Linked DNA regions of Homo sapiens: region 2 is linked to region 1. A link is an interaction called in ENCODE POLR2A ChIA-PET data of the cell type or tissue named here. Cell type or tissue: MCF 10A. All regions are shown on one strand. Each heading gives the region's core, and the rest is flanking DNA. Links, peaks and the distances in the headings are about the cores only. Region 1 overlaps GFPT2 (glutamine-fructose-6-phosphate transaminase 2). Region 2 holds the start of LOC124901152 (a long non-coding RNA gene).

Region 1 (7,782 bases), core at 1,717-6,716:
CCAGGGGCTCTTCCCAGGTGGAGAGCCCTCAACTCAGCTTGCTTCATGTTCTTAAAAGTTGAGAACCACTGTGCATAAAAGTCCAGACTTCTGGCATCACTTGAAAAACTGGAGGATCTGGAAACACTGAGCTGACAGCACGTTGGAGCACCACAGATTGGCAGAGGGCCAAGGTTGCTGCACCTGCTGTCCTTGGTGGGTTTCAGGCTCTCCTGTTCGCCCAGTCACCCCCTCAGGCCAGCTCACAGGTCTGTGTCACTTGCATGGGTCGCCAGGACAGTTCTCCACGCGTGATTCTCTTAAATGACACCCTTGCCCCCTCTCATGGGGGAAAGACTGGTAGGTCTGCAGCTCCTGGTGGCAGTTCTCAGGGGTCTGTGGTCAGCCCCAGGGCGCCGGGTCCCCTGCAGTGGGATGCAGTAGGCATGGAGCAGAAGAGAGGATCTAATCCCTGTCTCCTCCCAGGCCTCCAAGGGCAGGCAGGAGTCTAAGACATAAGCTGGGCCTTCCAGGGGGTCCCCCACTCTAGGTGAGGCCTGGTCCAGTCACGAGCCCCTGAAGCCCCCAACCTGGACATGCCAGGGGAGGGTGTACAGCAAAGACAGTGATTTCTGAAGTCAACTGGACCCCCCAACCCAAGACATCCTCTGGCATAGTGTAAGTTCGTGCCAAGCCTAATGTTAGATAGGACCAAATACATCAGAGCAGTTACTGGGAGCTTATTAGCAGGCACTAAGCCTTGACACTTGACAAGTCCCACTGCGGTTAATCCTTGTGGAAGTCAGGCCACAGGAGAGCAGCACCAGCCTGCTTGGTGTCCCCCACCCACTGCTGATCAGTGGTTCTCCGAGGCAGTGTAACTGGGCGGGATGGGCAGGCACCCCCACCACCCACAGAAAGTGCAGTGGTGCTGCTTCTCCCCAGAGCACTCTGCAGGGCCTCACCAGCTCACCCCGCCCAATTTGGAAGGGAAGGCGTCCCCCAGAAAACGGAAGGAGAGCCCCATCCACCCTGCTCAGCAGAGCAGCTTGGTGGTAGCACAGGAGCCAGGGCTACTCATGCATCCTAGTGATCAGGGTCTTGAGGGAGTGAGGTTTTTGCGAGGGCCTCTTCCTTGGGTCTGGCTCATGCCCTGAACCATAGGGCATTTCGTGACTGAGGCACACACCCTATGTCCAGGAGGAGGACAGCAGACCCCATGGTGCTGAGGACCTAGAATGTACATCTGGCCAGAGCCCAGGTCAAGTGCAGAAGCTGGTCCCTGGGGCAGTCGTGCTGGCCGAGAAAACACTGCGCCCAGACCATGTGCCCTGAGATGTTGCCACTTTAGCCACAGCCTCCTGCCCTTCCCAGTGATAAAATGAACCTCATTGGAAAATCCCCCACTTCAGTGTAGATGATGATTCTCATTGTGTCCCCAAAGCAGGGAGGCTCCCAGGAGGCCCACCCACACCCAAACTTGGACACTCCAGCCCTGACTCAGGATGAGTAATTGAAAAGAAAACAACAGGACAATAAGCAAAGATTTATAAAATTTCTTTGACACTCAGCAGTGATAGCTGAAGAGCATGCTTTTAAGGAAGTCTGAACGCCCAGCAACTATACCACACAAGGAAATTACACAAAGATTCTGCAGAGACAACATGGATTCCAGAAAACAAATTAATGATAGGATCATAGACTGAGATGAAAGAAAGTGTAGCAGAATTAAGAGAATAATGTAAAGAAACAATATCACCGGCCAGGCATGGTGGCTCACGCCTGTAATCCCAGCACTTTGGGAGGCCGAGGCGGGCGGACCATGAGGTCGGGAGATCGAGACCATCCTGGCTAACACGGTGAAACCCCATCTCTACTAAAAATACAAAAAATTAGCCAGGCATGGTGGCGGGTGCCTGTGGTCCCAGCTACTCGGGAGGCGGAGGCAGGAGAATGGCGTGAACCTGGGAGGCGGAGCTTGCAGTGAGCCGAGCTCGCGCCACTGCACTCCAGCCTGGGCGACAGAGTGAGACTCCATCTCAGAAAAAAAAAAAGAAAGAAAAAGAAACAATATCACCATAGATATAAAAAAATGGAGAAGGGGATGGACGTGGAGCCAGTTAATATGGATCCAACATATGGGTAACTGGTGTGCACAAGAAGCGATCAGAGCACAGAGCAGTAAAAAATAAATAAATAAATACATAAAAAATAAAGCTGAGCTGTGGTCAGCACATCTGTTGAAACTGGGCTTTTCTTATTTAAGCCCTCCCATTTTTGGGTGTGACCTCACAAAAACAAACACTACAATTTTTTTAAATAGAGGAAATCATGGTGAGAATAAAGAAAAAGAATAATGGAAAAGATTTCAAAAGATGCTGTGGGAGAAATCTTTCCCGAACTGAAGGAAAACTTGAGTTGGATATCCAAAGAAGGGATCAAAAATAGTCAATAGACCAGGCACAGTGGCTCAAGCCTATAATCCCAGCACTTTGGGAGGCCAAGGTGGGTGGATCGCCTGAGGTCAGGAGTTCGAGACCAGCCTGGCTAACATGGTGAAACCCTGTCTCTACTAAAAAAATACAAAAATTAGCCGGGTGTGGTGGCGAGCACCTGCAATTCCAGCTACTTGGGAGGCTGAGGCAGGAGAATCGCTTGAACCCGGGAGGCAGCAGTCGTGGTGAGCCAAGGTCACGCCACTGCACTCCAGCCTGGGCAACAGAGTGAGATTCTGTCTCAAAATAATAATGGTAATAATAAAAACAAATAAGACTTCACAGTGATGCTTTGAAAAAAATAGTCAATATTTATGAAGCGTATCCCACATCTAGACACCTCCTGGTGGAATTATTGAACCTCAAGGGTAATAGGGAATCTTTCTGTCCTCTAGGGGGAGAGGGAAACGGAGCTACTTGCCCAGAAAAATTCTCAGGCTGGCCTTGGATCTTTCCCTCAAGGCACTCATATGCGGGCTATTCATTGAGAAAATGCAGTGGGGTGGAGGCAGACATCCCTCACCGCATCCCCCGCATCCCCCTGCTCCCCCCGCCCCCCCGCCACCTCCCCGCCAGGATCAGCGGGGTGCTACCTGTGCAGGAAGCCGCCCGCGTGAGCTGGGTTGTGCGGCAGGAACTGGGGAGGTGGGAAAAGCTGCAGCTGGCAGATCCTGCTGTGCAGGAATGTGGCTGAGCCTGGGGATGCCAGAACTTCTGGGATTTTTCCCCCAAGGAAACCAGGATTTTAAAGTGAACACTCAGAATTTTAAAAACTCAAATATTTTTACAACACAGTGTGGGTCAAACACAGCACGGTGCTGGACTGTTCTTTGCGACCTCTTTGTGCCTAAAGCCAGTTGAGAGTGCCTGGAATCACTTCTGGAACGAAGGGCTCATCATCCCCGTGGGACATGAACCCCAAAGCCTGTTTGATACTATAATAGCGCACAGGGGAGAGCTCTCTGCACGGTCAGGCTGGTGGCTGCTGGTCACTGAAAGAGGGATGTGTATTTCCTCCGGATCCCATTGTAGTAGCCGCTGCCCTAGACATCCCTGGTGCTAATCCCTGGTTCCACTGTAGTTGCTGCCGTAAACATCTGTGCTAATCACTGTAAACAAAGTGTGCTTAACAGAAGTCTTGAGGCCTGGAGTTTGCAGAGAGTTCTCAAGCCTTGAAATCATCTCTCTTCACATCTGACATGAACCTCCTTCTCAATAGCATTTCTCTCTTAACTTTTCTTTCAGAATTTGTTGTCATCCACAATGGGATCATCACAAATTACAAAGATCTGAGGAAATTTCTGGTAAGATGCTTCCCCTAGGTGATGTCTCAGTCCGGTGGGATTGGTCTCCCCAGAAACTTTCCAGCCAGCTCATTTCCTTGCGGAAACCAGTGTGGGAACTGAGTGAGACCCACACTCAGCCACGTCACCGTGTTGAGAAGAAACCTCTGCCTTGGCTGAGCCAGGCCCTGCAGATCTCGTTTGAGGAGATAACAGGGCATTAGTGTTTATCTCAAGGGCCACTGCAGATTCCCAGAATCAAAATAACAGGAGCTTCGTTTTATTAAACTGTCTGCATTATATAACACAGCGACTCGTATACCGGCGGAGTTGGGACGGAAAGTCAGACAGTGACTGTCTGAAGTTTGAAAGGCTCTGTGGTGTTAGTTGGGATGTGGGTGGGTTTGACTCAACGTATTTTATCATTTTGACTGCTGTTATTTTGCAATGTCCAGATTAGTGGCAAGGGTGAGCTTCTGAGGTGGGATGATCTCAGGGCCTCCGGGAGTGACTCAGAGGTATTTGGCTGTGATGCTGGCAAACATTTTTCCCCCCTTCCCGGTTTTCCCTGTTCTTGACTTAAGTCACTCCAAGGGCAGATCACCAGGGAGGAGAGGGAGTTGGCCAGGCAGGCATTGTGCAATGACCAATCTCTCACACTGTGCCGACTGCATATTCCAGGAAAGCAAAGGCTACGAGTTTGAGTCAGAAACAGATACAGAGACCATCGCCAAGCTGATTAAATATGTGTTCGACAACAGAGAAACTGAGGACATTACGTTTTCAACGTTGGTCGAGAGAGTCATTCAGCAGTTGGTGAGTTACAAATCCCATCTGTCTAACTCATTCCTTCATTCTTTCATTAAAAACATTTTTTTCAAGCAGCAAGTGCCAAGGAATCCTTCATTTTTTATAAGCCCTTGTTAGACAAACTTGCACAGAGTCCTGGGGATAAAAGACAGCCCATCTGCAGAGCCTGGCCTTAAGATGTTACACTCTTGTAGAACTGGAAGACGTTCTGTGGTTTGGGTAGTCAACATCAAATAGAAAGTGCCCTGCTTCATCGTGACACTTCTGAAATTGTGACTGGCATTAGAGTCCGTGGCTTTTTATGATGCACACGTGAGCTTGGTGGTGGTGTGCAGAGAGAGTTGTGGTACCAAGCGAGGATGTGTTTCTAGGTTTTTCTTTTTTGAGACAGAGTCTCACTCTGTTGCACAGGCTGGAGTGCAGTGGTGTGATCTTGGCTCACTGCAACCTCCACCTCCCAGGTTCAGGCAGTCCTCCTGCCTCAGCCTCCTGAGTTAGCTGAGACTACAGGCACGCACCACCACACCTGGCTAATTTTTGTACTTTTAGTAGAGACAGGGTTTCACTATGTTGACCAGGCTGGTCTCGAACTCCTGACTTTAAGTGATCCACCTGCCTTGGCCTCCCAAAATGCTGGGATTTACAGGCGTGAGCCACTGTGCCTGGCCTGTTTTTGTGATAGGTGATATCACAGCATGTCTGTATGTGGAACGGAATGGCCCAAAAGAGGGAGAGAGGGAGAGAGATTGGGGACATCCCAGAGGACAGGGCCCAGGGAGAAGAAGTCCCTGAGAAGGGAGCACACACTGGGCGTATTGTCCAAGGGGAGGCCCCTACACTGAGGAGGAGGTGGAGCAGACACAGGCCCATGCAGGGTGCGGGAGGACGAGAGGGGTCCGGGCCTCTCAGAGCCCATCCTGTCAGACAGCAGTGCCACCCAGTAGCTCCCCCAGGGCTGTGGCAGCCTGGACACTGGCCCAGAGTCCAGAACATCTGGCAGGCACCATCCTGTAGTGTAAAATACATCATTCTTGAGCAGGTGTTTTCAGAGTCTGATTTAAAAAGTAAGTCTACTGTTGAAGCCTTTTTGTCCTCTAACTCCCGTTTTTGGAGGTCCATCATTTAGAGGACGTGTTTATAAAAAACAGCCTATCCCACATTTAATGTGCTGGATAAGGTACAGTGAGCCAATTAGGTATTACAGCATGCTGTTTCTTCTTTTCCATTTTTATTTTGAAATTTCAGAAATACCTCTCTCATAATGACACTTTTAAACTTAAGACTTTTCCTACCTGGGACAGTACCGGGCTCTTTTTGGCAGAGAACGTGCAGTGTTTTTCCATTCAGTCCTATTTTATTGTTGACAAAAGCACCAGGGTCTGCCTGAAGCCCCCTGGTTTGGGGCAGTTTGAAAGCCCCAATGAGGCCTGGGGACGGTGACTCAGGTTCCTGGCCCTGTAGCTGAGTTGGCAACCTGGACCCGACACGCTGACCACCCGGGGCCTGGGGCTGCCCGTGGCTTCCACACTTGGAGGATTTCTTGTGGAAATTCAGATTTGCAGCTGGTTATATATAACTGAGCTCTGCTAGGGTTGCGGTAAGTTAGTACAGGATGGTCAGGACGTGGGGGAAGAATTTACACCAAGAATTTAAGTCAAAAAACCATCTGGCCTCTTGTGTTAGGAGAGCTGGATTCTAGTTCTGGCTTTGCACAAACCAACCAGCTGAGGCCCAGAGGGCAGGTGGCAGTCGTATCCATGGAAAGGATAATAGCAGTAACGGTCATGACAACCTGTGCTTCTCTTGGGTCTCCGGATGCCAGGCTCAGTGCATTAGCTTATCATCGTCACGGAAGCCCCGCCAGGTGGCGCTGTTCTCACTTCCTTCACCGATGAGGAGAACGAGGCGCCAAGAAGGCTAAAGGGAGAGCCCAGTGCAGGGGTGGAGCCAGGATTTGAACCCAGGCCCTACCGTGTGTTGAGCTAAAGTGCACTTCACAGGGGCTTGCTGAGTAGGTGCTGTCCCTGAGCAGGGCAGGGAAGCCTGGTCCCAGCTATCATTTCCTGTGACTCTCACTGCCCCGTCTACCCAGCTGGCACCCCTGCCGGGCTCCCTGTGGGCCTGGGCAAGCCGCACATCGCTCACCGTGGAATTCACATGTTCTGGTTTGTGGTACTTCCCGTGGCACCGTCTGTTTTGCTTTCCCTCGTGATGTCACCCCGGATGCGCTGTTCTGCACTCAGCTCCCCGAGGGACCCCAGGACCTCCCGCCATCAGGAGGGGCCCAGGGAGACGCACCTGGGCTGTGGCCAGGCTGCAGCAGCGGCTGCTGGAACGCGTTGACCCTCACTGTTTGTGTGTTTTCAGGAAGGTGCATTCGCGCTGGTTTTCAAGAGTGTCCACTACCCAGGAGAAGCCGTTGCCACACGGTGAGGCAAAACACACTGGCATTTCCCATAAGAAAGAACGAAAATAAAATCACTTAGCTGGAGGGAGACGGGAGAGGTAGGGCCTGTGGCACGCTGAAAGGTGCTCGTGGTGTCTAAAGAACAACTGTGGCTCAGCCCCGGGGACCGCGCCCCACCATCTCCATGGCTGGTGGTGCTACACTTCTGAATTAAAAAAAAAAAAAAAGAAACCAGAAAGTTGGATTTGTGTTTGAAATCTCCACAGATTTTTAGAGGTGGGCAACAAATTCCAGTTATAAATAAAATCGTACAGACAGGGCAGATCCAGGTTTTGTGGGGCTTGAAGCCTGTACAATGTGGGCCCCCCTTTAAGAAAAAGCAAAATTATGAACATGAAACTAGGGAGCAAAGTGAATATTGATTTGGATCCAGTACAGCAGAGGCCTTGAAGGCCCGGGGCTCAAGCTTCACCTTCACAAAGGAGCATGCCAGGAATCGGCTCAGAGAGCCTGCTTGCCCCAATGTGTCCCTCTGTTACGGTGGGCCCCCAGTGCTGCATGGATTTACAGAAGCAGGTTAAGTGCCATCCTGTTTATATTCACATAGGTTGATCATCCATCCAACCATGCAACTAATATTTACTGTGCACTTACTGTGTGCTGGGCCCTGGGGACTTAGTGACATCTGACCTGGTCCCTGCCTTGAAGGGCTGAACAGTTGTACAGGAGGGCAGAGAAGGGCAGAGGATAGTGATGCCCTGTGCCCGGCCCCAGCACAGGATATCACCTTACCTGGCAGGGGGGCAAT
Region 2 (7,782 bases), core at 1,108-6,107, 110 kb before region 1:
AGTCTGCAGTGAGCTGTGATCGCACCACTGCACTCCAGCCTGGGCAACAGAGTGAGACCCTGTCTCAAAAAAATGAAAAAAGAAACTTTACAGCTTGATGTAATCCCATTTATCTATTTTTGCTTCGTTGCCTATGCTTTGGGGGTTATCTGCAAAAAGTCCTTACCCAGGCCAATGCCGTGGAGTTTTCCCAAATGTTTTCTTTTAGTAGTTTCATAATTTGGTTCTTACATTTAAGTCATTAATTCGTTTTGAGTTAATTTTTGTATATGGTGTGATCTGAGGGCAGGTTTAGAGGCTCAGTCCATGATTACTGGCCTGGAATATGGGATGTGGGATGTGGGGGTTTGCCTGGTGCTGGGCCTGGTACTGGGGTCTAAGGAAAAGTCCTATGCTTACTTCCCTCTCTTCCTCCCCAGAGGATGGCATCTCTCAATTCAGTGCTGCCTGGGGCTGGGGATGGATGATGTGGGTAACTTAAAACTGCCTCTCCTGCCCTCGCCAATATATACTTTCTCATTATGCTACAACCAGATACTGCTCTCTCTCACCTGGTTTCCTTAGCTCGTGTGAAGATATTTTCAAGCATGAATAGTTGTTCAAATTGATGTTTCTGTGGCGGGACAATCACTGTAAAGTCCTATTTTGCCATCTTGCTTCACTCCTATCCAGCAAAAGAGAGAATCTTGAAAGCATCACAAGAGAAGTAAACTTGTCTCATATAAGGGATCCTCAATAAGATTAACAGCTGATTTCTCATCAGAAACCATGGAGGCCGGAAAGTTGGCATATTTAAAATGATGAAAGAAAAAAAAAACTGTCAACCAAGAACTCTATATCCAAAAAATAATTCCTTAGAAAATTTGTAATTTAATTTTTATTTCTAATAAAATGAACACTTCACAAATTTGCACGTCATCCTTGCCCAGGGGCCATCCTAATCTTCTCTGTGTCATTCCAGTTTCTAGTATATATGCTACTGAAGCAAGGGAACCCAGAAAAACTATTCTTCAACCAATAATAATTCAAAGCCCTTTCATGGAGAACAATCTCATCAATAAATGATGCTGGGCCAACCAGATATCCAAATGCAAAAAAATAAAGCTGAGGCCTTTCCTCACACTATAAACAAAAGTCAACTCAAAAGGGACCGAAACCCTAAGTATAACAGTTAAAGTTACAAAAAACTCTTAGAGAAAACACTGGGGCAAATCCTAATGCCCTGGATTTGGCAATGGGTGCTCAGATGTCACCAAAGTCACATGCAACAACAATAGATAAATTTGTACTTTATCAAGACTAAAAACTTTTGTGCATCAAAGAACACTGTCGGCCAGGTGTGGTGGCTCACGCCTATAATCCCAGCACTTTTGGGAGGCTGAGGCGGGTGGATCACTTGAGGTCAGGAGCTTGAGACCAGCCTGGCCAACATGGTGAAACTCTATCTCTACTAAAAATAGAAAAATTAGCCGGGCATGGTGGTGCATGCCTGTAATCCCAGCTACTCAGGAAGCCGAGGCACGAGAATCGCTTGAACCCAGGAGGCGGAGGTTGCAGTGAGCTGAGATCATGCCACTGCACTCCAGCCTGGGCAACAGAGCGAGACTCCTTCTCAAAAAATAAATAAATAAATAAATTAGTCAGGTGTGGTGGTGCACACCTATAGTCCCAGCTACTTGGGAGGCTGAAGTGGGAGTATCACTTGAGCCCAGGGGTCTGAGGCTGTAGTGAGCTAAGATTATGTCATTGCACTTTAGCCTGGAAGAAAGAACAAGACCCTGTTTTTTAAAAAGAGGAGAGAGAAAGTGTGAAAAGACAGCCCTCAGAATGGGAGAAGGAAATTGCAAATCATGTATCTGATAAAAAATCTACTATCCAGAATATATAAAGCATTATTATTATTATTATTATTATTATTTTTGAAATGGAGTTTCGCTCTTGTTGCCCAGGCTGGAGTGCAATGGTGCGATCTTGGCTCACCACAACCTCCGCCTCCCGGGTTCAAGCACTTCCCCTGCCTCAGCCTCCTGACTAGCTGGGATTACAGGCGTGTGCCAGCATACCCAGCCAATTTTTTTTGTATTTTTAGTAGAGATGGGGTTTCTCCATGTTGGTCAGGCTGGTCTCGAACTCCTGACCTCAGGTGATCCGCCTGCCTGGGCCTCCCAAAGTGTTGGGATTACAAGCGTGAGCCACCGCACCTGGCCGTATAAAGCACTGTTACAACCTAACAACAATGAAGACATACAACCCAGCTTAAAAATGGACAAAGAACTTGAATAGACATTTATTCAAAGAAGATACACAAAGGGCCAACAAGCACATGAACAGATAGATGCTCAACATCACTAATCATCAGGGAAATGCAAATCAAAATCACAACATGATATCAGTTTACAACCACTACGATGGCATAACAACAGAAATTAACAAGTGTTGACAGCGTCTTAGTCCACTTGTGCTGCTGTAACACAACTCCATGGACTGGGTAAATTATAAATAGAAATTTATTTTCTCACAACTCTAGAGGTTGGGAAGTCCAAGATTAAGGCTCCAGCAGACTTGGAGTCTGGCGAGGGCTGCTCTCTTTGCTTCCAAGATGGTGCCCTGTTACTTCATCTTCCAGAGGGGATGACCACTGTGTTCTCGGGAACAGAGAAGGGGTAGAAAGATGAGGCTCCTAGCAGGAAACCCTGGCACATCCCATCTCCCTCAGTCTCTTCTCTGAGTCCTCTCTCTAAGGGGCCTGGAGGGATGGACCAGGTACCTGTTGGGAAAGGAAAGCTGTCAGCCTTTAGGGCCACACTTAAATGGGACATGAGGGCCCAGCACCCTGAGGGTGGGGCTTGACATCAGATCCTGGGTCAATAATTGAGGAGGCTGGCAGTGCAGTTACTTGTGTAAGCCTGTAAGTGTTCAGCCTCAGTTTCCTATCTAAGAAGCCACAGGTGATACTGGAGAGAGAGAGAGAGATGACCTGGGCTGATTTCCCCAGAGAGCCTGGCCCCAGAGACACAGATCTGGGTTAGTATCTCAGTTTTACACCTAAAAACTTAGTAAATCTTTGTAAGGTTACCAATCCCTTGGAGCCTCAGCTTCGTTGTCTGTAAAATGGGGACAATAATACCTGCAGAAGACTGTAGTGAAGGAAAAGTGAAGAAAGTTTATACCGTGCCTCATTCCCCAAACATTTTGAGGCAGTGAGATGATGTACGCAGAGGACCTGGACCAGTAAGCCTCCTTTGCTGTGTTCCCTCTCCCCTCCACATCCTGTCCCTTCCTCCCTCCCAGGCTGCCTTCATGACCTCACCTGTTTCCCACCCGCGATTTCAGGAAAGGGTCTGATAATCCTATCCCACGCAGAAAGCCGGTCTGTGTGGGAGCCCAGGGCCCCAAGACTGGCAGAGAGGAATGGGGGGAAGACAGGGTCTCACCAGGGTCCCTGACAACCCAGCTTTGCCCAGTGTAAGCCCGGCTGGTTTCCACCAGGTGTTCAGGGGTCACTCCAGCTCACAATCCATTTGCACTGAAGTTGTACCTGTGGCCATGGCAGCACGGTACCAGCTTGCAAACACACCCTGCCCCTGCCCCCTGCTTCCTAGCGGACCTGCCTCTCCCCCAGATCCAGCCACCACACTCACCTCTCCAGGCACCCCGCTGGCCAGGCCCCAGCGCGCATGCCTTCACGCGGCTGTAATCACAGCACCCCTTCCAGCTGCTTGCGCGGGCTTCCAAGTTGCAACACAGTCCTCGGAACTTTGCTTTCTAGTGCCGTCAAGGCAAAGCACGTAACTCCAGAGCCACACCCTTGCCCTGAGTGGTTTTCCCCTTCTTTCGGGTTATTTCATCAGGGTAAATTCCCAGCAATCAGAGTCTTGAGCTAGAGAACATGGTATTTGTATGGTTCTCGCTGCTTATTGCCAAATTATTTTCCCACAGGCTTGTGTGCTTTTGCTATGAATAAATGAATAGATTGAATAGATGAGTTTGACTATACCATTACTGCCATTGAGCTTTTTTTTTTTTTTCTTTTTTTTAGACAGAATCTCACTCCATCACCCAGGCTGGAGTACAGTGACGTGATCTCAGCTCACGGCAACCTCCACCTCCTGGGTTCAAGCAATCCTCCTGCCTCAGCCTCCCGAGTAGCTGGGATTACAGGTGTGCGGCCACCATGCCTGGCTAATTTTTATATTTTTAGTAGAGACAGGGTTTCACAATGTTGACAGGGTGGTCTCGAACTCCTGACCTCAAATGATCATCCCTCCTCAGTTTTTCAAAGTCCTGGGGTTACAGACATGAATGAGCCACTTCACCTGGCCTCATTGATTCTTACCATTAACTTTTCAAAATTTTTGCAAATAGCTTTTTTTTGTATGTGTGTGACAGGGTCTCACTCTGTCACCCAGGCTGGAGTGCAGTGGCACAATCATAACTCACTGCAGCCTTGAACTCCTGGACTCAGGTAAACCTCCTGCCTTAGCCTCCTGAGTATTTGGGATTGCAAAGACCTTTATTTTTGTTTCTATAAATAAAAACTGCTTGTCAAAATATTCTTACACTATAGACCAATAGGAAGGCCTCTGGTAAACAGATATCTTACACCAAATAACCGTACATTTTTAGTCTGCCGTCATAGCTCTTCCTGAAAAACATATCCCATGTTATCTCCACGTCCTTCATAGGATATTTTCCTGCATGATTGTAATGCTATTATGACACTTAGTGGTCAGGAAGTCTTTGATGTCATCTAATGCCCTGTCCACAGTCACACTTCCCCATTGCCTGAAAAATAAAGTCTCTTTTCATGTCTTTTGTTCAAATAGAATCCAAACACAGGCCACACGTATCTGGGTGTTGTGCTTCTTAATTCTCTTGTAACCTAGAGCGCCCCCTCTTCCCTTCTCGCGGTTGGCTTGCGGCACGAGCTGGTTTCTGTCCTGCAGAGGGACCCTCCCTCCCGATCTGGGCTGCCTTGAGGTGTTGTTTAATGCGACCCTCCATCCCCTTCCTCCTTGAAACTGGAAGTCAGTCGTAAAGCGAATGCGCAGGATTCAGGCTCAACTTTTTTGGCAGGAAGTCTCAGGGGTGGGGCTGGGAGCATCCTCACACATTCCTTTTGGAGGCACAGGGCATCTGGCTGCTCCTGTCTTGGGGATACAGTCAACAGCCCCTCCAAGGTAACTGTCCCCATCGACATTCTAGGTGTTGATCAGTGCCTGTGGCTCAGCGGTCAGCAAGGATCTACTCCTCAGCTCACTGCTGAGGGGAGCAGTGATTCCCTCATTCACTCATTCATTGAAGCTTTCCAGTTGAAAATAAATCTGGAAAGAGGAAGGAAGCTGGCGTTCATGGAGCACCTTCTAATGTGCTGGCACAGTGCCTGACGCTGTGTTGTACTGTTTTATTGATCTATTTAATTTATTTATTTTATCTATTTATTTTAGACAGAGTCTTGCTGTTGCCCAGGCTGGAGTGCAATGGCATGATCTCGGCTCACTGCAAACTTCCCCTCCTGGGTTCAAGTGATTCTCTTGCCTCAGTCTCCTGAATAGCTGGGATTACAGGCATGCGCCACCACACCCAGCTAAGTTTTGTATTTTTTTATAGAGACGGGGTTTCACCATGTTGACCAGGCTGGTCTTGAACTCCTGACCTCAGGTGATCTGCCCGCCTCAGCCTCCCAAAGTGCTGAGATTACAGGCATGAGCCACCACACTCGACTGTTATATTTAATCTTCAGAACAGCAGGGCGAAGAAGAAAATGGGTAGGATCACGACAGAAATCACAGCCAGTAACTCGGGCTGCCTCATCTCATCAATCCCATCCTCGTGGCAGACTGTGCGTTAGATCCCTAATTTACCAGTGAGGAAAGCAAGGCTGGGATCCGGTACTGACAGGCCCCAGGGCACAGAGCCAGCAGGAGGCGGGGCAGGGTTAGCACAGGTTTCTTCCCTTCTGCAGCGAGCCTCCTTTCTGCACAGGCACCGACGGGGTCACGACCCGCCTCAGTGCTGGCTGCCCTCAGGCAGTGCCGACCCAGACGGGGTCTGTGTGTACACAGGCCCACCTAACACTGCCTTTAGAACTTTCTGCTATGAAGACACAAGCATGACCAACAGTGTCCTTGGCTCAGCAGATGTTTCTTCGCCACGGTCCCAGCTCTTCACAGTCCCCGTGCAACACCGAAGCAGTCCGGGAGCCTGTGGGCTGTCCAGCAGAGGTGGCCGGGGGAGGCCAGCGGAGGCTCACCTGGAGATGGAGCTGTGGGGAACACTGGCATGGAGATGGGGCTGGGGCCAGGCAGTGCAGGAGATGACCAGGCTGTGTAGAGGGTGAGCAGCCGTGGGGCTTCGAGACAGCCCAGAATAATGGAGGAGGAATCATCTAACTCCTAGGAAGGCGTCTTAGTCCATTCAGGCTTCTACTGCAGAATGTCACAGACTGGAGAGCTTAACAACAACAGAAATTGATTTCTCAGAGTTCTGGAGGCTGGGAAGTCCAAGGTCACGGCACCAGCAGCTTTGGTGTCTGGCAAGGGCCTGCTTTCTGGTTCTCTAGCTGTGTCTTCTCATGGCAGAAGGGGCAAGGGCCCCCTTTTATATGGGCAATAGTTCCATTCATGAGGGCTTCATCCTGTGACCTAATAACCTCACAAAGGCCCTCCTAATACCATCACTTTGGGGCTTATGCCTCAATATATGAATTGACGGGGCTGGGGACAAACATTCAGTCTACAGCAGAAGGGAGCTGCAGAATCTTACCCAGAACCTCCACATCATCAGCGGGAGAAAGACAGCACCAGCCGTCTCCACACTGGGGAACACACAGCCATCAAAAGAACAGCAGGGGCCACACACTGGTGGAGGTTTCACTCAGCAAGACAGGCGGACAGTGAAAAAGTCAAAGGGGCAGAACCATGTGGACACGTTGTGCGCTTTGTGACACACTCATAGAAACTCTTTTTTTTTTTTCTTAAGACGGAGTCTCACTCTTGTCACCCAGGCTGGAGTACAGTGGCGTGATCCTGGCTCACTGCAACCTCTGCCTCCCGGGTTCAAGTGATTCTCCTGCCTCAGCCTCCCGAGTAGCTGGGATTACAGGTGTGTGCCACCACACCCAGCTAATTTTTGTATTTTTAGTAGAGACAGGGTTTCACCATGTTGGCCAGGCTGGTCTGGAACTCCTGACCTCAGGTGAACTGCCCACCTTGGCCTCCCAAAGTGCTGGGATTACAGGCATGAGCCACCATGCCCAGCCAATAGAAACTCTTTTCTTTTTTTCTTTTTTTTTTTTTTTTGAGACAGAGTCTTGCTCTGTTGCCCAGGCTGGAATGCAGTGGCGCAATCTGGGCTCACTGCAAGCTCCGCCTCCCGGGTTCACACCATTCTCCTGCCTCAGCCTCCTGAGTAACAGGGACTACAGGCACCCGCCACCACGCCCGGCTAATTTTTTGTATTTTTAGTAGAGACGGGGTTTCACCGTGTTAACCAGGATGGTCTCAATCTCCTGACCTCGTGATCCGCCCGCCTCAGCCTCCCAAAGTGCTGGGATTACAGACGTGAGCCACCTCGCCCGGCCAGAAACTCTTTATCCACGCTGCAGGTGGGTGTAAACACAGGAAAGGCCTGCAAGGAGAAGGAGCAAAAGCTGAAACCGCTGTTACCTGGGACCTAGGATTTGGGCGGGGAATGGGGGCAGTTAATTGTACATATATATAAGAAAAGTGAATTCATGGATTACTTGGATATTTAAAACTAATCTAACAATACAAATGGAAA

What was found. Peaks named below come from ENCODE experiments on the same cell type or tissue, not always from the same donor. Only the 100,000 strongest peaks of a DNase experiment are listed, where the experiment ranks them.
Region 2: POLR2A ChIA-PET joins it to region 1 with 15 read pairs; 5 of 35 experiments call an interaction of 5 or more read pairs at or near these places.

What each region holds. Positions count from the first base shown.
Region 1 is chr5:180,327,491-180,335,272 of GRCh38, reverse strand. It overlaps GFPT2 (glutamine-fructose-6-phosphate transaminase 2), which reads left to right. Exons shown (of 19, transcript NM_005110.4): 5 at 3,720-3,778; 6 at 4,439-4,573; 7 at 6,935-6,996. Among named protein-coding and RNA genes, the nearest start is that of GFPT2, 22 kb to the left of the region's middle. RefSeq lists enhancers at 493-1,480, 2,469-3,456, 4,447-5,434, 5,435-6,424. In MCF 10A, for the core only: CTCF peaks have their summits at 2,849 (motif pointing right), 6,241 and 6,444 (motif pointing right); DNase peaks (open chromatin) are centred at 3,012, 3,862, 4,302 and 6,442.
Region 2 is chr5:180,437,715-180,445,496 of GRCh38, reverse strand. It overlaps LOC124901152 (a long non-coding RNA gene), which reads right to left and starts at 3,738. Exons shown (of 2, transcript XR_007059086.1): 1 at 3,642-3,738; 2 at 2,257-2,767. It also overlaps the pseudogene RNU6-525P. RefSeq lists an enhancer at 2,910-4,109. In MCF 10A, for the core only: no CTCF peak of the experiment used is centred there; DNase peaks (open chromatin) are centred at 3,806 and 5,896.